Linked DNA regions of Homo sapiens: all the other regions are linked to region 2. A link is an interaction called in ENCODE POLR2A ChIA-PET data of the cell type or tissue named here. Cell type or tissue: Caco-2. All regions are shown on one strand.

The links. ChIA-PET counts read pairs that join two places held together with the same protein. Peaks named below come from ENCODE experiments on the same cell type or tissue, not always from the same donor. Only the 100,000 strongest peaks of a DNase experiment are listed, where the experiment ranks them.
Region 1: POLR2A ChIA-PET joins it to region 2 with 5 read pairs; 4 of 35 experiments call an interaction of 5 or more read pairs at or near these places.
Region 3: POLR2A ChIA-PET joins it to region 2 with 5 read pairs; 7 of 35 experiments call an interaction of 5 or more read pairs at or near these places.
Region 4: POLR2A ChIA-PET joins it to region 2 with 8 read pairs; 2 of 35 experiments call an interaction of 5 or more read pairs at or near these places.

Annotation. Positions count from the first base shown.
Region 1 is chr19:48,974,236-48,979,235 of GRCh38, reverse strand. It overlaps GYS1 (glycogen synthase 1), which reads left to right. Exons shown (of 16, transcript NM_002103.5): 9 at 1,079-1,138; 10 at 1,234-1,312; 11 at 4,503-4,616; 12 at 4,897-5,000. Among named protein-coding and RNA genes, the nearest start is that of FTL, 11 kb to the right of the region's middle. RefSeq lists enhancers at 35-274, 2,670-2,964. In Caco-2, CTCF peaks have their summits at 2,663 and 2,864 (motif pointing left); a DNase peak (open chromatin) is centred at 2,865.
Region 2 is chr19:49,062,829-49,067,828 of GRCh38, reverse strand. NTF4 (neurotrophin 4) reads left to right here and starts at 3,011. Exons shown (of 2, transcript NM_006179.5): 1 at 3,011-4,090. It overlaps KCNA7 (potassium voltage-gated channel subfamily A member 7), which reads left to right. Exons shown (of 2, transcript NM_031886.3): 2 at 1-432. In Caco-2, no CTCF peak of the experiment used is centred here; DNase peaks (open chromatin) are centred at 2,718 and 3,588; H3K4me3 peaks cover 1,612 bases.
Region 3 is chr19:49,126,151-49,131,150 of GRCh38, reverse strand. It overlaps PPFIA3 (PPFI scaffold protein A3), which reads right to left. Exons shown (of 30, transcript NM_003660.4): 2 at 3,038-3,292; 3 at 2,683-2,784; 4 at 2,139-2,303; 5 at 1,697-1,771; 6 at 1,084-1,158; 7 at 552-773. The coding sequence starts at 3,277. Among named protein-coding and RNA genes, the nearest start is that of PPFIA3, 9.1 kb to the right of the region's middle. RefSeq lists a silencer at 2,879-3,278. In Caco-2, no CTCF peak of the experiment used is centred here; DNase peaks (open chromatin) are centred at 1,683 and 2,990; H3K4me3 peaks cover 1,048 bases.
Region 4 is chr19:49,397,805-49,402,804 of GRCh38, reverse strand. It overlaps KASH5 (KASH domain containing 5), which reads right to left. Exons shown (of 20, transcript NM_144688.5): 7 at 4,662-4,823; 8 at 3,663-3,780; 9 at 3,298-3,348. Among named protein-coding and RNA genes, the nearest start is that of KASH5, 12 kb to the right of the region's middle. In Caco-2, no CTCF peak of the experiment used is centred here; a DNase peak (open chromatin) is centred at 2,653.

The sequences.
Region 1 (5,000 bases), 89 kb after region 2:
CTGCTAGCTTTACTTGTGTGCCTAAGTGGTCCTTTCTCAGAATCTTACTTTCTTTTCGTATAAAATGGGGCTTAGCATTGCCATCTGCAGGACAAGTACAAGTCCTAATAATAGCTGACATTTCTGGAAGGCTTGCCATGTGTACTTTTTGGCATGACATCATTGGGTCCTCATCGCAAACCTCTGAGGTTGATTCTATTTTCATCCTCCTCTGAAAAATGAGTCACTGCAGTCAGAGAGGGAAGGCCACCTGTCCCTGACCACACAGCTGATGTCAGGCACGTGGGTCCTAAGCCTTCCAGGGCCTGCCCCCTGGGTCCCCATCCTCCAGCCTGGAGGCCCCAGGGCACGGCTTCCCTGCTCACACCTCAGTTTCCTTGCTATCCTAGAAACCTAAGGGTAGCTGGGCGCGGCAGCTCATGCCTGTAATTCCAGCACTTTGGGAGGCCGAGGTGGCCAATTACCAGCCAGAGGTCAGGAGTTCGAGACCAGCCTGGCCAACGTGGTGAAACCCCGTCTCTACTAAAGTTACAAAAATTAGCCGGGCATGGTGGCAGGTGCCTGTAATCCCGGCTACTCAGGAGGCTGAGGCAGGAGAATTGCTTGAACCTGAGAGGCAGAGGTTGCAGTGAGCCAAGATCGCACCACTGCGCTCCAGCCTGGACGACAGAGTAACTCTGTCAATAATAATAATAATAATAATAAATAAACTGCTGGGCACAGTGGCTCAAGCCTCTAATCCCAGTACTTTGGGAGGCCGAGGTGGGCAGATTACCTGAGGTTGGGAGTTTGAGACCAGCCTGACCAACATGGAGAAACCCCGTCTCTACTAAAAATAGAAAATTAGCCGGGCGCGGTGGCTCATGCCTGTAATCCCAGCTACTCGGGAGGCTGAGGCAGGAGAATTGCTTGAACCTGGGAGGCAGAGGTTGCAGTGAGCCGAGATCACGCCATTGCATTCCAGCCTGGGCAACAAGAGCCAAACTCCGTCTCAAAATAAACAAACAAACTAACTAAAGAAGCCTAACAGTAAATGGCAGCTGGTGTGTATGTGACCCTGTTGCTCTGCTTCCTCCAGGGACACGGCCAACACGGTGAAGGAAAAGTTCGGGAGGAAGCTTTATGAATCCTTACTGGTGTGAGTGCCCCACCCTCAGCCCTGTGCCCTCCTAGGCCCTGACTAACCCCTCTCATTACTCCGTTCTCACATGCATGCCCCTGCTTGCCTTGCAGTGGGAGCCTTCCCGACATGAACAAGATGCTGGATAAGGAAGACTTCACTATGATGAAGAGAGCCATCTTTGCAACGCAGGTATGGATTGGACCTCTGTGCAGAGAGATAGCAGTTCCTGGCAGCCCCAGAGGCAGCTTGCCAGGCCAGCTCAGACCCCAGAGATTGCTGGGAGTCCTGCTTTCTCCTGCAGCCCTTTATGAAGGGATCTATTCTGAGGTCCACAGAAGGGCACGTGCTGACTCGTGCAACTTCAGTTGCTGGAGGCGAGGCACTTAGGGTGGGCTGTTTTCTGTGGCTTATTCTGCCACGAGGGTTGCTGGGACGTGTGGTTTCTCTGGGATTCTGGGGTCAATGAGCAAAAGGAAGCTTATTTGTTTATTTATTTTTATTATATTTATTTATTTATTTTGAGATGGAGTCTCGCTCTGTCGCCCAGGCTGGAGTGCAGTGGCACGATCTCGGCTCACTGCAACCTCTGCCTCCTGGGTTCAAGCAATACTCCTGCCTTGGCCTCCCAAGTACCTGGGATTACAGGCACATGCCACCACACCCAGCTAATTTATATATTTTTAGTAGAAACGAGATTTCACCATGTTGGCCAGGCCAGTCTCAAGCTCCTGACCTCAAGTGTTCTGTCTGCCTCAGCCTCCCAAAGTGCTGAGTTTACAAGCGTGAGTCCCTGTTCCCAGCCCAAAGGGAAGTTTAAAAGGAAGTGTAGAAATGTAATAAAGGGCCAGGTGTGGTGGCTCATGCCTGTAATCTCAGCACTTTGAGAGGCCAAAGCAGGAAGATCACTTGAGACCAGGAGGCTGAGGCTGCAGTGAGCCATGACTGTGCCACTGTACACCAGCCTGGGGGACAGAGCCAGATCCCACACTAGCCCCCCACCCACCCCCAAAAGAAAGTCAAGGCCCAGCTTGGTAGCTCACACCTGTCAGTATTCCCAGCACTTTGGGAGGCTGAGGTGGGAGGATCGCTTGAGCCCAGGAGTTTGAGACCAGCCTGGGCAACATGATGAAACCCTGTCTCTACCAAAAATACAAAAATGAGCTGGGCATAGTGGCATACACCTGTTATCCCAGCTACCTGGGAGGCTGAGGCCAGAGGATGCCTTGAGCTCAGGAGGTCAAGGCTGCAGTGAGCTATGATTATGCCGCTGCAGTGAGCTATGATTATGCCACTGCACTCCAGACTGGGCAACAGAGCGAGGCGGACACATACACACACACACGAAAGAAGGAAAAGAAAGAAAAGAAAAGGTCAAGACAGCCATAAAAGAATTACAACTCTCAGCTCTCCTTGGGCCTTGCTGCACACGGCTCCACCTCTACCCCTAAAACTGCTGGGAGTGGTAGTTTTATCGGGCCACTTTAGGGACGCAGTCAGGAGGTGAGCAAAAGCACCCAGCATTCTCCAGAAAACATTGCAAACTCTCAGCAGCTGCGGTTTCTTATTTCCAGAGGCTGTGTGTTGGTCCCCAGACACCCCTGGGAATTGTAGCTGCTTTAGATCCCTAACTTCAGAGAGAATTGGCATTTATAAAATGAGAACTTACCGTCATTCTATTGAGTCTAGGGGCCCAAAAAACTACAACTCCCAGCAGCCCCTGCTGGCTTTCTGGGGCATTGACGCTTCCCTTGTCCAGAGGCTTCTGGGAGTTAGAGTTCTTTCATTCTCTGGGGTCCAGGGACTTCAGTACTTGTGGTCTACATTGGGGAGCCATTTCCTGGGGAATGGAAACCCAGACAGCTAAGTTGTAGAAACAAAACGTGAACTGCTTTTGGCTAACCTATAATTTCCAATAGTCCCTAAAGCAGCCCACCTCATTATGAATGTTTCTGCCATCGGGATGCTGGGAGTTGTAGTTTCTCGGGCCCCTAGACTCAGTAGAGTGGTGGTAAGTAAAATCTTTAATGAGCTATGATGGAACAGTTGCTAAGAACTATACACCCCAGCAGTCCTCAGGACTTCCTATCACACTAGCTCTGTCTTGCTCCAGAGACTCTTGGAAATTGTGGTTTCTTTGGGCCTTTGTTAGGGTTGGAGGTGAATTTTCTTTTTTCTTCTTTTTTTTTTTTTTTTTTTTTTTTGAGACGGAGTCTCGCTCTGTCGCCCAGGCTGGAGTGCAGTGGCGCGATCTTGGCTCACTTCAACCTCCGCCTCCCGGATTCATGCCGTTCTCCTGCCCCAGCCTCCTGAGGCACCCACCACCACGCCTGGCTAATTTTTTGTATTTTTAGTAGAGACGGGGTTTCACCGTGTTAGCCAGGATGGTCTCGATCTCCTGACCTCGTCATCCTCCTGCCTCGGCCTCCCAGAGTGCTGGGATTACAGGCGTGAGCCACCACGCCTGGTGGTTGGAAGTGAATTTTCATAAGGAAACTACAACTCCCAGCAGTCTCCAAAGCTTGCTGCCATATTGGCACAGTCTCCACCCCCATTGACTGGGGATAGTTATATTTCCTTTGGGTTTCTTTAATAATAGAGCCCAGAGTACAGAACAAGGTAGCTGCAACTCCTCATAGTCCTTGGAGGTAAGGGAGTTGCTAACACGGCTTTGCCTCAAAGACAGCTGGGAATTCTAGTTCTTTGAAGCTCATGGTGGTTAAGGGAAGGAAAACATTTCCAGGCCAGGTGTGGTGGCTCATGTCTGTAATCCCAGCACTTCGGGAGGCCAAAACGGATGCATCGCTTGAGCCCATGAGTTCGAGACCAACTTGGCCAACATAGTGAAACCCCATCTCTATTAAAAAAAAAAAAAAAAAAAATTAGGCTGAGCGCAATGGCTCACGCCTGTAATCCCAGCACTTTGGGAGGCCAAGGCAGGTGGATCACGAGGTCAGGAGATCTAGACCATCCTGATTTAACACAGTGAAACCTCGTCTCTACTAAAAATACAAAAAATTAACCGGGCGTGGTGGTAGGCGCCTGTAGTTCCAGCTACTCGGGAGGCTGAGGCAGGAGAATGGCATGATCCTGGGAGGTGGAGCTTGCAGTGAGCCGAGATTGTGCCACTGCATTCCAGCCTGGGCGACAGAGCGAGACTCCGCCTCAAAAATAAATAATAATAATTTAAAAGAAAAGAAAGAAAACCTTTACAGGTTGTACTAGTGGGAATCCACAACTCCTGGTGATCACTTGGGTTTGTTGCCCCACGTCCGGTGCATTTGTGGTCTCCTTGGCTCCCCCAGGGTCCGCATGGCTCATGAGGAAGTAGGGAGTTCTCTGTCCCTTCCATGACCCCTTACCCTTCTTGTGGCTCCTGCAGCGGCAGTCTTTCCCCCCTGTGTGCACCCACAATATGCTGGATGACTCCTCAGACCCCATCCTGACCACCATCCGCCGAATCGGCCTCTTCAATAGCAGTGCCGACAGGGTGAAGGTGAGGGCATTTGGTCAGGGCTGGGTTGGGCACGGCAGAGGGAAGGGGTTGGGTCCTGGGCCTCACACACTCCATTCCCCTATAAGTTTTATCAAAGGTATTGCTGTGGTTAGAAAGAACCCTGGCTTCTGAGGCAGGCAGACCTGGGTTTGAACATTGGTCCTGCCAAACACATGCTGTGTGATGCTAGACAAGCTTTTTACCCTCTCTGGGCCACCTTGGGATCTCAGGGCTTAGCTAAATAAGGCACTTGGGCTGAGTCCTTCTTTTTCACTACCAGGTGATTTTCCACCCGGAGTTCCTCTCCTCCACAAGCCCCCTGCTCCCTGTGGACTATGAGGAGTTTGTCCGTGGCTGTCACCTTGGAGTCTTCCCCTCCTACTA
Region 2 (5,000 bases):
GAACAATCCTGAACCAGGCCTGTCACCTACCCTCCCTGCAGCTCAGGAAGGCTGTCAGACAGGCTGGGGGCCTCACTCTGTTTTCCAGGGGAGAAACCTGAGTCTCAGAGCAGGGGAGTGGCTTCCCAAGGTCTCACAGCTTGTCCCCAGGGGCCAGGCAGGCTGTCTGTCTGCTTCACATGTCCCCATCAGCCTGCTGGGACACACGGGTCCTCCTGAGTCCCGTAGCCTCATTTCTTACAGACGGGGAAACTGAGGCTCAGAGCAGCAGGTGTTACCCAAGGTCACAAGGCCGAACATTTTCAGAAATCTTTCAGAACTCAAAGGGCATTTAGAGGAAGAAGGCTGAAATCACTAACACATATAGGGCTTCCTTTGGTATCAAAGTACTTTACTTGGGTTAATTTATTAAAACCTATCCAGTGGTTTACAGACTGTTGTTGTTATTTTTAGCCATACCCACCCCTTTTTTGGGTCAAATAAATCTTCCTTAGAGACACCAGTGGGAAGCATGGGAAGGGAACTGGTTGGAGGAGAACACGCCTCCTCTTGGCAACTCAAAATGCAGCTCAGGAATTCAGTGTGGAAACCCCTGGTTTCATCTGAGCACCTTTTCATACAGCTAAAGAGAAGGTACAGATGGTGAGAGGAGTTTGATAATGGTTGAAATTAATAGAAGCTTTAGGTAGTCACTTCTCTCTGAAATGGAGAGAAAGCCAGATTTAGGGACAGAATGGAGACGGACCTCACAGTGACAAGAGACAGGTTGGACTCCAGCACAGAGACCTAAAGAGGAGACACAGACAGGAACTGAGGCCAGGAGGGAGGAGAGGCACAGAGCAAAAGAGAGAAATCCAAGGGCAAGGGGGAAGAGGGCAGATGGCCGGGAGCGGGAACAGAGACCCCCACGAGGGGAAAGAGAAGCAGACAGTGACCCCAAGAGAGAGGATGCAAGAGGCTCAGCAAGAAGGAGACTGGGACCCAGAGAGGGTGGACAGATATCCAGAGAGAAGAAAACTGGGACCTAGAAAGAGGGGGACAGAGACCCAGAGAGAAGGGGGGACAGAGACCTGGGGGGGAACAGAGACCCAGAGAGAGGGGGGACAGAGATCCAGAGACAGAGAGAGAGACAGAGACCCAGAGAGTGAAGGGGACAGAGACCCAGAGAGAGAGGGGGACAGAGACCCAGAGAGAGAGGGACAGAGACCCACAGACAGAAGGGGACAGAGACCCAGAGAGAGAGGGGGACAGAGACCCAGAGAGAGAGGGACAGAGACCCAGAGAGAGAGGGGGACAGAGACTCAGAGAGAGAAGGACAGACCCAGAGTTGGAGGGAGACAGAAATCCAGAGGGAGGGGAACAGAGACCTGGAGATAGGGGGACAGAGACTGTTTCCCAGTCACTCTGTTTGGAAACCTCATCCCTACTATCCCCTCCAGGACTAGAAGCTAGAAGCTAGAAGCTAGAGTCCTCCTGCTATGCGGCAGGATGTATTGGCTGTTTAGGAACAGGGGAAGGGTGGAGAAGCCGGAGAGGTGACCTGAATGCACACCCAAAGCCTGGGAAGTGGCCCTTCCCCCCACCCCCAATAAATAACTGGAGCGGCCTTGTGTGTTGCCTTGGCTGGGATGGTGAGGAGCAGGAAACACCCTAACCGGGGACACCCTCCTGCCACCTTGCCATGCTATATTTAGGCTGAGGGGGTGTGGGATGACCCTCGAGGCAGGTGTCAGTTTTCCTTCTGAAAATAGCGCAGGCGGAGGGGAGCGGAGTCTCAGGGTAGAGGTGTGGTGGGGTGAGGAGCCCCGCTGCCCTCATGACTGTCCTGAGACACTCCGGCTCCGGTCCCATCCCTGTCTTTCTCAGGGTCTCTCAGGGGCTCTGTCCCCTTCTCGGGGGGGTGGGGGGGTCTGCCCTCACGCTCTCTGGGCCTCTGTCTTCTCTCTGGGCTCCTGCCCTCCCCCACTCTCTCTAGTCTCGGTCCCCCTCTTTCTTTTGGTCTCTCCCCACTTTTCCATGTCTTCTCCCTATCTCTCCCTTCATGTCACCGCGCACCATTTCTCAAGGTAGCTGATTGTTCTTAAGACACATCTGTCTATCTCTGGTCCTATGATACCTTGCACGTCTCTTATCTGAGCTCAGGACAAGACCTTCTCCCCGGTCCCCAGCCAGGAAATTCCAGGGGAGAGGAGTATGCGGGAGCCCCCACATCCACTGTCTCCCCGGGCCTGGGGCCTTATCACTGCCCAAGCCCAGCTGGTTAATGTCTGGCGTGGAGCTCCTGGGAAGTGGGGAGGAGAGCAGAGGGTGGGAATCTGCCCCGGGATTGACACGCAATTGGCAAAAGACGGCAAAGGAATCTCAGGCCCAGACTCCTGGGGCTAATGGAGGAGGAGGCTGGGGGCTGGACTCCTGAGTCTGAGACGGGGCGGGGTTGGGAGGTGGTGGGGGGAACTGTGGGCTTAGTACTCAGGCGCCTGGGGCTGGGGGGAGAGGTGGCTGGGGTCGCAAGTCCTGGGTCTGAGGGAGGAGGGGCCGGATGCCTGGACTCCTGGGTCTGAAGGGAGGAGGGGCTGGGGGCCTGGACTGCTAGGTCCAAAGGAGGAGGCAGCTGGAAACTGGGACTCCTGTGACCAAGGCGGCCGCGTTGAACGAGCCAGGCCTGGCTTCCAAGGTCCCGGCACGCGAGTGCAAGGCAGGATCCCCCGGCCCCTCCTCTGCCGCCCGGCGCCGCCCCGCCCCCGCCCCCGACCCGGGCCCTGCGGAGCGTGAGCAGCTAGCACCCGGCGGGCCAGCGAGCGTCCCTGCAGCCAGCGAGCAGGAGGAGGAGCTGCTGCCGGGCGGAGGGCAGCCGCGGGAGCCGAAGAGGGCGCCCCAGGTAAGATCTCCACTCCTCCTCCCTCGGGATTCCGGCGTCCTGGTCGCCCTGCCCTCGGGTGGGGAGGGACGGGGGCGGGGCCGACCGGGGCGGGGCTTGGCGGAGGAAACTGAGGCAAGAGGGAAGTGTCCCAGATATGCAGCCGGTTTCCCCTGAGGGGTCTCGGAGTCCGGAACCCCCAACCCAAATCTGGAGGATGAGGAACCCGGAGTCTGCATTTCTTAGTATCCGAGAAGGAGGGGCCTGAATTCCAGAACTCCTGGGTCTGAGAGAGGAGGGCACTGGGGGCCTGGATTCCTGGGTCTGAGGGAGAAGGGCGCTGGGGGCATGGACTCCTGGGTCTGAAGGAGGAGGGCGCTGGGGACCTGGACTCCAGGGTCTGAGGGAGAAGGGTGCTGGGGGCCTGGGCCTGGACTCCTCCTGGGTCTGAGGGAGAAGGGTGCTGGGGGCCTGGACTTCTGGGTCTGAGAGAGGAGGGCGCTGGGGGCCTGGACTACTCCTGGGTCTGAGGGAGGAGGGCGCTGGGGATCTGAACTCCTGGGTCTGAAGGTGGAGGCCCTGGGGTCTGCACTACTCGGTCTGAGGGAGAAGGCGGTCCTGGTTGGGTCAGCCTGGGCTCCTTTCACTCTCCACCCTTCCCCTTTCCTGTACCGAGGAGCCAGGGCAGGCAGCCACTCCAGGTATGTGCAGAAGTCTTGGGCGGGCCCTGGCCTGTCCTGTGAGGAGGGAACATTCCAGGAAGCAGCTTGGGGAACCAGGGCTTCTTGAGTGTGGGCCCTCAGGGACCCGGGTGTCCAGGCCAGTTCCGCCCCATCTGGGAGATGAATGGGCCGAGGGGGATGTAATCTCTTCCAGCCTCCTTCATCCACTGCCTCTCCCTTCCCCTATTCTCCCTTCCCCTCCCTCCATCTGCTTCCCATCCCAGCCAGGAGCCATCACCTGGGTAGAAAAGGGGCCTCTGGAAAGGGGGCGGGGCCTTGACTCTTGGGTACCCTGCACTTGAAGAGGAACTCTGGGAAGGGGTTGTTCAGGGATTTGGCCCCTTCCCCACCTGCCTCTATAACCTGTCTATTCTTTTCTTCCCCTAGGTGGTTGCCCCCTCCCTCTCCTGAGATGTCAGGAAGGAGGGGGCCACCTGTGTCCTCCACAGGGGCCCCCCGAAGCCTGGGGACTCCCAGCCCCAGAGCTCCGAGGCGGAGGAGGTGCTGACAGGTCTGGTAACTACTGACTGTTTCCCAGTCTTCTCCACGCCACCCTTTCCCAGAACCACAGGCTTCCAGAATGTTGTAGGGAAACTGCAAAATCCGCGCCTCCACCAGCCTCTCCCAGCGCCAGGTCAATTTCACACACAGGGAAACTGAAGCCTGCCTCAGAGGGGCAGCGTTTTACCTCCTTAGTGGCAGTTTTGAGGTGAACTGGGGTCTCCCTAGGATTCCAGGTTGTGACCTTTCTCTAAATTGTGGAATGTGGCCAGGCGTGGTGGCTTGAGTCTGTAGTCCCAGCTACTCAGGAGGCTGAGGCAGGAGAATGCCATGAACTTGGGAGGCGGAGCTTGCAGTGAGCCAAGATCGTGCCACTGCACTCCAGCCTGGGCGACAGAGGGAGATTCCATCTCAAAAAAAAAAAAAAAAAAATTTTGTTTGGGACCAGGCATGGTGGCTTATGCTTGTAATCCCAGCACTTTGGGAGGCCAGGACACGACTATTGCTTGAGGTTGGGAGTTCAAGACCAGTCTGGCCAACATGGTGAAACCCCATCTCTATTAAAAATACAAAAATTAGCTGGGCACAGTGGCAGGTGCTTGTAATCCCACCTACTCAGAAGGCTGAGGCAGGAGAATCACTTGAACCCAGGAGGCAGACATTGCAGTGAGCCAGGATTGTGCCACTGTACTCCAGCCTGGCCAACAGAGTGAGATTCTGTCTCAAAAAAAAAAAATTGTTTGGAACATCCTCCAAGATGCAAGACTGTCGGTTCCTCAGAGTTGCACAGGAAGGACGGCAGAGTGCAGTTGCCCAGAGGTGAAGTCCCATCTCTGCCATTTGCTGGCTGTGTGACCGGGCACAAATCATTAACTTCTCTGAGCCTGTATTTCAACATCTGTTACTGTTAAGTAATAGTA
Region 3 (5,000 bases), 63 kb before region 2:
GGCTCACTACTGTAATCCCAACACTTTGGGAGGCCGAGGTGGGCGGATCAAGAGTTCAAGACTAGCCTGGCCAACATAGTGAAACCCCATCTCTACTAAAAATACAAAAAAAAAAAAAAAAATTAGCGGTGCATGGTGGCAGGTGCCTGTAGTTCTAGCTACTTGGGAGGCTGAGGCAGGAGAATCTCTTGAACCCGGGAGGCAGAGGTGGCAGTAAGCCAAGATCACGCCACTGCACTCCAGCCTGGGCGACACAGCCAGACTCTGCCTCACAAAAGAAAAAAAAAATCCATTTAGAGGCACCAGAGAAGAACCCAAAGTTAGGTAACAAAGTAATTACGAGCAGTTATGGAGCGCCTACTCTGCGCCACAGGCTCACCCTCTGATGAGAATCATACATTTCCTTTCACAGGTGGGAAAACTGAATCTCAAAGAGGAGTCACCCAGCCTGTGGACTGAATCGAGGTTCCGCCATTCATGAGCAATGCGCGAGGGAGAGCTCTACGGAAAGGCGAGGGACCCAGGGCAGCCCGCCTCCCTGGGGGCCTCACCTCCTTGAGGTCGCGCTGCAGCTTGGAGTTGGCTTCCTCTGCCTTGCCCAGCTCACGGTGCGCGGTGCCCAACTCCTCCTCCAGCTGGCTCATCTGACGGCACAGCACCGCCAGGCGCTCCCGCAGCTGGCACACCTCGGCGCGCTGCCGCTCCAGGGCCTCCTCCAGCTCTGCTGTGCGCCGGTTGGAATCCCCGCCAGGACCCAGGCCATTGGCAAGAGTCTGGAGTGAGGGAAGGAGGGGACAAGATCCCAGAGTGTCTCCGGAGACACAGAGGAAATCCAAGGAGAAAGTCAATCAGCTGAAAGTAGATCAAAGATCAATAAGGATCATGCTGGTCAGAGTCCACGGGGGTCAGTGAAGGAGGTCACAGAAGTTCGCTAGGTGACCTGAATCAGAGGTCCAAGCTCTGTGACACTCTTACAGGTGCAGCCGTCTTAGGGCCAGTGAGGATGATACCAAACGTTACAAACACTATCACAAAGTCAGGGAGTTGAATGGAGCTCACGGAGAGGGGACTTCCATGTCTCACCTGCCCATCCCCATCCTTGCCCGGCTCTTCCAGCCCTGACCGCCGCCTAGACAGCTGTTCTCGAAGGTTCAGAGTCTGGAAGTGTGAAAGGGGAATCAGAGCACAGGGGCTCCCTGAACCCCCAGCTCTAGTTCTCACTGGCATTGGCCCTCTAAGGGGATAGGCGGCCCCATATGAGATGCCTCCGGTCGTGCTGGGGCCATGCCTACCCCACGGTTTACCCTTAGGCTCCCTCCCTCCTTATATCCCTCCTTAGCTGCCACCACGGAGGGCGTCTACCCTTACTCTTCCCCTTAGCCTCCTGGACAAAGTTTCCGCTTTAGCCCCGCTTTTCCCCATTCAATCACTTCCTCCTTAGTCCCAGCCTGAGCCCCAGCCCCTGGTTCTACCCTTAATCTCACTCTCACTGGGAGATTCTCCCCGTAGCCCTGCGCAATGCGTGCCCACTTAGGAACCCCACTGGTTTCTCTCCATAGTCCAACCCCATAGCTTGTCTGCCCTAGTCCTGCCCCAATAGATTCTCTCTGGAACCCACCCAACCGGCTCCGCCCCGTGGGCAGCCCCTTAGCCCCTCCCCTTGGATTCAAATTCCCTGTCTTGGCCACACCCACACCTCCTGATTGCTCAGTTCCAGCTCCTCCTCGAGCACTGCCACGCGCTCCAGCGCCATCCGCAGCCGCTCCCGGACCTGGGGATCGGGGCAGGGCAACAGTCAGCTGGAGACAAGATCCAGTTTAGGACAGTTGCCCCTGGTCCAGAACACCCCTGGGACGGATCCGATAGGGCAGCGTTGGGGCTCCTGTCTCCATAACGGGTATGCAGCCGCAACCAGCTATCCAATCTGCCCCATCCACTGTTAGCCCCCATCCTGGTTTATTTTTCTGCTATCAACCAGTCAGGTCCCAGTCTATGTATCCTGTCCCAATCAATCACAGTCAACATTCTTCCAACTCAGAACATCCCCAACCAATCACGGCCAGAATCTCTCCCACTCAGAACAGCCCCAGTCAACTATAGGTTTCCATTCTCCACCCCTGCTCTTCTAATTCTCATACCTTCTCATCCAGGGCCTTGTGGTGCTCGAAGAGAGACTTTAGAGCTTTGAGCACTTCTACCTCCGAGGAGACCCCACCCGGGGACTGGGCCTGGCGCTTCACCACGGTCATGCGCAGTGACCTCTCGTGCCTGGACACCAGGCACTCCAGGTGTTCCAGGAGCAGCTGCAAGCACACGGCATGGGGTCAAGGAAAAGAGGCAAGGGAAAAGGGGCAGATGTGAGAAAAAGGGTGACAGGTAGGGCGGACACATGGAGGAAAAGATGGAGCCATATAAAGGAGCACCGAGACAGGTCAGGAAAAGAGAGGAGGTCGGGGTCAAGGAACCGGTGGTACAGAAAAGAGAAAAGTTATGGAGACAGGGAGGAAGGAGTGGCACCAGAGTGGGAGACCAGCCAGGAAGTGGGAGCAGGGAAGAGGAGAAGACAGAAAGGCGAGATGGGGGAAAAAAATAGGTCACGCTGCAACACTGAGAGGCCCCGCCCCCCACTTCAACACCACGAGGCCCCGCCCCCACTTAGGCCCCGCCCTCAACACCCCTCACCCGCGTGTTGTTCCGTTCCGCCTTCAGCTCTGCAATCTCTTCCTCCCTCTCCAGCAGCTGCTCCCGACATAAGTTCAGCTCCTTCGTCAGAGCTGCAAACTCCTGTCCAGACATTGGCAGGATCTGGACATTCGGCTCAATCCTTTCCCTGTCTCCTTCATTCACTGGGACTGGAAGTTTGAAGGTCCCGCCCTCCCTGCTAAGTCCCGCTGTCCCTTGCCACTCAGGCCCCGCCCATTAACGGCAAGCCTCGCCCAGACTCCTCCCTTCCAGGCGCCAAGCCCGGCCCCTTCCGGACCGCCTTCTTCCCCCCGAGGCCCCGCCCCCTCATGCCCCGCCCCTGTCCCGCCCAGACCTGGGGCAGCGCGATGCTGAGCTGGCGCTGCAGCGAGTCCTTCTCGTGGCCGAGCTCGCGCAGCCGCAGCTGCGCTGTAGCCAACCCGTCCTGTGCCTCGCGCAGCGTCTCCAGCAGGCGCTCGCGCTCCGTGAGCATCGTGACCATGAGGCGCTCCAGCTCCCCGCCCGCCTCGTCCGGGCCCAGCGCCGAGCCCCGCCGGCCATCCTCGCTGATGGTGGGCATCACCTCGCACATCATGGCGGCGGTGCGGGCCTGCGGGGCGGGGAGGGCAAGGAACAGACCGGCCTTGTCAAGGCACAACAGAGAAACTGAGGCACAGCCACTCGGATACCACGTAGGGGAAATAGTTGGGGGCAAACCAAGCACTGCACAGAAGAAACTGAGGCCCAGGCACTGTGATCATGACACAGGGAAACAGGCACCGCCACCCTGTCACTCCACCGGGGAAACCAAAGATTGGCCACCAGGTGCTGCCAGGGGAAACTGAGGCCTATTATTATTATTATTTTTTTTTAACAGGGTCTCACTCTGTCACCCAGGCTGGAGTTCAGTGGCGCGATCACGGCCCACTGCAGCCTGAACGACCCAGACTCGAGCAGTCCTCCCAACTCAGCCTCCTGAGTAGCTGCGACTACAGGCACACACCAGCATACCTGGCTAATTTTTTTCTTTTCTTTTCTTTTCTTTTCCTTTCCCTACTTTCTTTTTTTTTTTTTTTTTTTTTTTTAGCTGGAGTGATCTGTCACCCAGGCTGGAGTGCAGTGATGCGATCTCGGCTCACTGCAGCCTCCACCTCCCGGGTCCCGGTTCAAGCAATTCTCCTCCCTCAGCCTCCCGAGTAGCTGGGATTACAGGAACCCGCCACCATGCCCAGCTAATTTTTGTATTTTTAGTAGAGACAAGGTTTCACCATGTTGGCCAGGCTGGTCTCGAACTCCTGACCTCGTGATCTGCCCGCCTCGGCCTCCCAAAGTGCTGGGATTACAGACGTGAGCCACCGCGCCTGACCTTTTTTTTTTTTTTTTTTTTTGTGGAGATGAGGTCTCACTCCTGGACTCAAGGGATCCTCCTGCCTCAGCATCCCAAAGTATGCCACTGTGCCTGTGCCATTGCTCTTAGGAAAACAGTCCTGGCTACCTGGGTGAGAGGATTTGGGAAAACTGAGGTCAGACTCCAACAGACAGTGGCAGCAAACCTAAGCCTAGCCCACTCAAAGGAACCAAAGCTGGCCGACCCTGGTATCGTATGAGTGAATGTGGAGAAAATCAGTGTCTACCTATTCTGGCTCTACTGAGAATCCCCCTCAACCCACTGCATGGGTAGGAAAACTGAGGCCCAGACCAGAACCATGCCTTAAGAAGGCCACAGGGCCAAGGGACCCAGGATTAGGTCACTAGGATGTGGTTACCTGTATAATGTCACAGGGTTGGTCTCACCTACTAGCCAGCCCAACTCCTGCCTCCTTCAATTTCCCAGAAATCTGGACCCCGGCTCCCTAAGAATCTAAAGACCTACTCCATTCGGGAAAAGAAAAAAAAAAAAAAAAAAAAGCAAGGCCAGGACTGGGCGCAGTGGCTCATGCCTGTAATCCCAGCACTTTGGGAGGCCGAGATGGGCAGATCACTTGAGGTCAGGAGTTCAAGACCAGGCTGTGCAACATGGTGACCCCCGTCTCTACTAAAAATACAAAAAAAATTAGCCGGGCATGGTGGCATGCACCTGTAGTCCCAGCCACTGGGGAGGCTGAGGCACAAGAATCGCTTGAACCCGGGAGGTGGAGGTTAGAGTGAGCCGAGATAGCACCACTGAACTCCAGCCTGGGCAACAGTGTGAGATTCCATTTCAAAAAAAAAACACAGTAACGGCCGGGCAAGGTGGCCCACTCATGTAATCCCAGCACTTTGGGAGGCTGAGGCTGTTGGATCACGAGGTCAAGAGATTGAGCCCAGCCTGGCCAACA
Region 4 (5,000 bases), 330 kb before region 2:
GTAGTCTGGTTATAATGGCTGAATGGCAATGAACTGTAAGGCAGGAAGTTCTGCCAGGGGGCTTCAGGGAAAGTTTTTCATTTTTAAAAATTTTTTTTGAGACAGAGTCTCGCTCTGTCACCCAGGCTAGAATGCGGTGGCACAATCTCAGCTCGCTGCAACCTCTGCCTCCTGGGTTCAAGTGATTCTCCTGCCTCAGCCTCTCAAGTAGCTGGGATTACAGACGCCTGCCACCACGCCTGGCTAATTTTTATATTTTTAGTAGAGGTGGGGTTTCACCATGTTGGTCAGGCTGGTTTCGAACTCCTGACCTCAAATGATCCACCCATCTCGGCCTCCCAAGATGCTGGGATTACAAGCGTGAGCCACTGTGCCTGGCCTTTCATTCTTTTATTTACTTTTTTTGTTTTTTTTTGTTTTATAGAGACGGGCTCTCACTATGTTGCCTAGGTTGGTCTCGAACTCCTGGCCTAGGCAATCTTGCTTTGGCCTCCCAAAGTGTTGGGATTACAGGTGTGAGCCACCATGCCCAGCCGGAAAGTTTTTCTTTTCCTTTTTTTTTTGAGACTGAGTCTTGCTCTGTCGCCCAGACTGGAGTACACTGGTACCATCTTGGCTCACTGCAACCTCTGCCTCCTGGGTTCAAGCGATTCTCCTGCCTCAGCCTCCCGAGTAGCTGGGATTACAGGTGTGTGCCACCACACCCGGCTGATTTTTTTATTTTTAGTAGAGATGGGGCTTCACCGTGTTGGCCAGGCTGGTCTCGAACTCCTGATCTCAGGTGATCCACCCACCTCGGCCTCCCAAAGTGCTGGGATTACAGGCGTGAGCCACTGCGCCTGGCAACTTTTTCATTCTTAAAAAGGGATGTTCTGAAAGAAACTGTCACATCCTGCTGCATTCCATGTCTCACATGGTACAGCCATCCTGCTGTGAGATTCCCATTGCCCCAAGGGGGTGAGTTTTCATGGAAGAGCCAGAAAATAGCAGAAAGATTTTGGATTTCAGTGTAAAAAACACTGCACATGTAGGACAAAGATATTTTTTGGGAATACATGATCTGTCTGGACTAGGCAGAGATCCTTAGAGCTGGGGGAGGAATGCAGGACAGACAGAGAAGAGAATAGGCTGAAAATGAGCCCAGAGTTTTCCCCTAACCCAGGGCTAGCTATGAGGGGTGGAGGGTATGGATGGAGAACCGCAGAGCCCTGGAAGTCTTGTGATCTGAGAGGCCTTGCGTGTACTTCCCAGAGCACTCTCAGAATCATCACGGTGTGAGAATAATAGAGATGCTACTTTCTTGTGAAAGCAAAGAGGCCTCACTGGTGGGTCCTCTCCAGACCTCTGCCCACCCCAGCCCTGTGTCCTCCAGTCTGTCAAGGCCTGGGTGGGGTTTGGGATCCTTCAGGGAAATGAGTGACGGACAGGGACTTTGCTAACAGCTCAGGGAGAACAGAGGAATCTCTCTCCTGTTTCTCTTTCCCCAGAGAAGCCACATCTCCCCACCATGAGCACCCACCCTGGCCTGGGGAAATGAGGCAGGGGCTTTGGGCAGTGACCCCAGCCTCTTCCCTTTCACAGGAAAGTAGCCAAATCACCTCCCTGGCTCTGGAAGGGTGTGGAAGTGGTGGAGTAAGAGTCCCAGCCCAGATAAGGGATCACCACCAGAAGATGAAGAAGATGGTATGTCCAGAGATCCAAAGGCAATGCGGGCCTCACAGTAGATGCCAGCACACAGTGGTGACAAACGCTTGGACAAAACCCATCAATCTCATGAACAGCAGAGAGGAGAAACATTGAGTGAGGATCAGCAGCCTCCTAGAGCACTAGGCTCCTGCATCAGTCTCCTGCAACTTAGATACCACCTTGAGGTCGGGGGTGGTGACAGGTTTCATTGTCAATTGATGAGTTTGTTTCAATCTAAAAAAAATTAGGTGGGCCCAGAATGAACTAAGATGATGTTTTTCTGTCTTGGATGGAACGGGGCTTGAATTAAATGTGAAGCTGAACTCAGTCTCTTCATATTGTTTGCTAGTCCCTCAGTGAAATGCTGTCAATCCTCAAAACAAGCCTACTGAACAGATACCCTTCTTCCAGTTCTTTGAAAATAAAAGTAGGTCAGGTGTGGTGGCTCATGTCTGTAATCCCAGCATTTTGGGAGGCTGAGGTGGGCAGATCACCTGAGGTCGGGAGTTTGAGACCAGCCTGACCAACATGGAAAAACCCCGTCTCTACTAAAACAAACAAACCAACCAACCAACAAAAAAACAAAATTAGCCAGGTGTGGTGGCACATGCCTGTAATCCCAGCTACTTGGGAGGCTGAGGCAGAAGAATCACTTGAACCGGGAGACGGTGGTTGCCATGAGGTAAGATCGCGCCATTCCACTCCAGCCTGGGCAACAAGAATGAAACTCTGTCTCAAAAAAAAAAAAAAGAAAAAAAAAAAAAAGAAACTAAAAGTAAAGGCTTGAGAAGGAGAAGTCACATGCTTAAAGGTTGCCTATTGTGTAAGTGGCGGAGATGGGATTTGAACTCAAGGTTGACTTCAAATCCAATTTTTTTTTTTTTTTTTTTTTTGAGAGGCTCTCGCTCTGTCATCCAGGCTGGAATGCCATGATGCAATCTTGGCTCACTGCAACCTCTGTCTCCCGGGCTCGTGCAGTCTTTCCACCTCAGCCTCCTGAGTGGCTGGACTACAGGTGCACACTACCATGCCTGGCTTATTTTTCTATTTTTTGTAGAGGCAAGGTTTTGCCATGTTGCCCGGGATGGTCTCGAACTCCTAGGCTAAAGGGGTCCACCCAGCTAGGCCTCCCGAAGTGCTGGGATTCCAGGCATGAGCCACTGTGCCTGGCTGTTTTATTCACTGTAAAAAATACTAATATAGAAACAATGCTAGATAACTTTTAGTGAGCACATCCTATGTGTCCTACCTTGTGCCCAAGACTTTGCAAGTATCCTTCGGTTGAAGTCTCACACAAACCACTGAGGCAGATGCCATTGTTTTGTTCATCTTTATAGGTGAGGCAACTGAGGCACAGAGAAGGGAGGCACTGGTCCACTCTTATGTAGGTGGCCTCAGCCTGAAGCCATGTAGGCTGACCCCATGCCTCACACTCTTGTAAACCACGGCTGTTCTCACAGTGTGATATAACCTCAGGGACATTCCCACACTACTGACATTCTGAGGTCTCCCCAAGACAGGCTGCTGGGGTGTTGGGGGCAGAAGGGAGTGGTGTCAAGAAGACCTTAAGGACTGGGGAAGGGGTGGGGGTGGTGCTGGGCCTCCGCTCACCTCCTCCTGCAGAGTCTCCATCTCAGCCACCAGATGCTGCTGCTCCTTTTCCTGACCAACCCCAGAGAGAGGACAAAGGTTTCATTTCTAGCCTCCTTGCCCCCATGTTGCCCTTCTCCCACCCCTGAAAACACAACCAGGGCCTGGGGGAATGGGTCTGGGAAGCCCTGATGGCTCCTGCTGTCTCCTTTGTCATGAGAAGGATGGCAGGTAAGCTTGAAAAAGTCTAGGGTGAGCAGGGCCTGGAGAGAGGGAGAAAGCCAGGTGACCTCTGCCCCTTCCTACTCCATAGTCACACTCTGCCGCCCTGACTCCAGGAAACAAAGAAGAGAGAGGGCACCTTCCTTCCCCTGGGCCAGACCCACCGCCTGCCGGGCTTGGGCCAGAAGGCTGCGATTCTGTTCCTCCAGGCTCCTGGCCAGAGTCTTCAGGTCCTCCAGCTCCTCATCCATGGCCTTGGCAAACTGCAGGGCCTGCTGGGTGCTGAATGCGGGTGGGGGCAGATGAGCCATACGAGAGGGAGGAAGGCAGAGAAGCACAGAGACAGATCCATTCTGAGAGACACTAGCAACAGAGAGATCCCAGGTGGTAGGCAGGGACAGAGACCCAGAGAGAGGGGAGGACAGAGACCCAGAGAGAAAAGAGGAGAAGGAGACCTGGTGTGGGCACAGAGACCCAGTTTTAACCTAAAAGACTGAGGAAGTGGGAAAGAGACCTAGAGAGAGTGGGGGACTAGAACAGGGAGACCACGATAAACATGAAGAATGACAAAGCACAGAGAGATGAAAGGGCGAGTGACATGAAGAATCAGAGAGTTAAAGAATAAAGAGAGAAATCTAGGCTGGGTGCAGTGGCTCAGGCCTGTACTCCCAGCACTTTGGGAGGATAAGGCGGGAGGATGGCTTGAGCCCAGGAGTTTGAGACCAGCATGGGCAACACAGTGAGAACTCATTTCTATAAAAAATAAAACAAAATTAGCCAAGCAGGGTGGTGGGCCTGTGGTCCCAGCTACTTGGGAAGCTGAGGTGGGAGGCTCGCTAGAGCCCAGAGGCGGAGGGTACAGTGAGCTGTGATCACCCCCACTGCACTCCAGCCTGGGTGACAGAGTGAGAACCTGTCTCAAAAAAAAAAAAAAGAGAGAGAGAGAAGTCTGAACCCTCAAGGGAAAGATAAAAAGACCAAAACAGAGGCTGAGAGATAAGAATCAGAGAGACACAAAAGATAAAAACAGAAAAGGGAAAAGAAAGGACAGGTACAGAGTCAAAGAGCAGGATGCAGACACGAGCATGGGAGATAGAGGCCGGCTGCTGCAGGGAGGACGGAGGCAGGGGCGCTGGGGAGGGTGGGTGTGGCATCCAGCCCACCTGTGAAGCTGCTTACGCAGAGCCAAGATCTCCTCCCCAAGGCGTGCTGACCCCTCCTCAGCTGTCTCCATGCTCCGCTGCAATTTGGCATTCTCCCCAACCAGACGTCGGTTGCTGAGCTCCAGGTCCTCCAGGCTGCTCAGCAGGTCAGCTGTGGCTTGTCTAGGGGCAAGGAAGGGGTTCAGGTCACTGTCCACAGCCCCTGACTCATTTCCCCGGGTCGAGGTAGGTGCTGGTGGTGGGGAGATGTGGCTCTTTTGGGGAAAGATAAACAGGAGAGAGACTCCTCTGCTCTCCCTGAACTTTCAGCAAAGCCCCGTCCCTCATTCATTTCCCTGA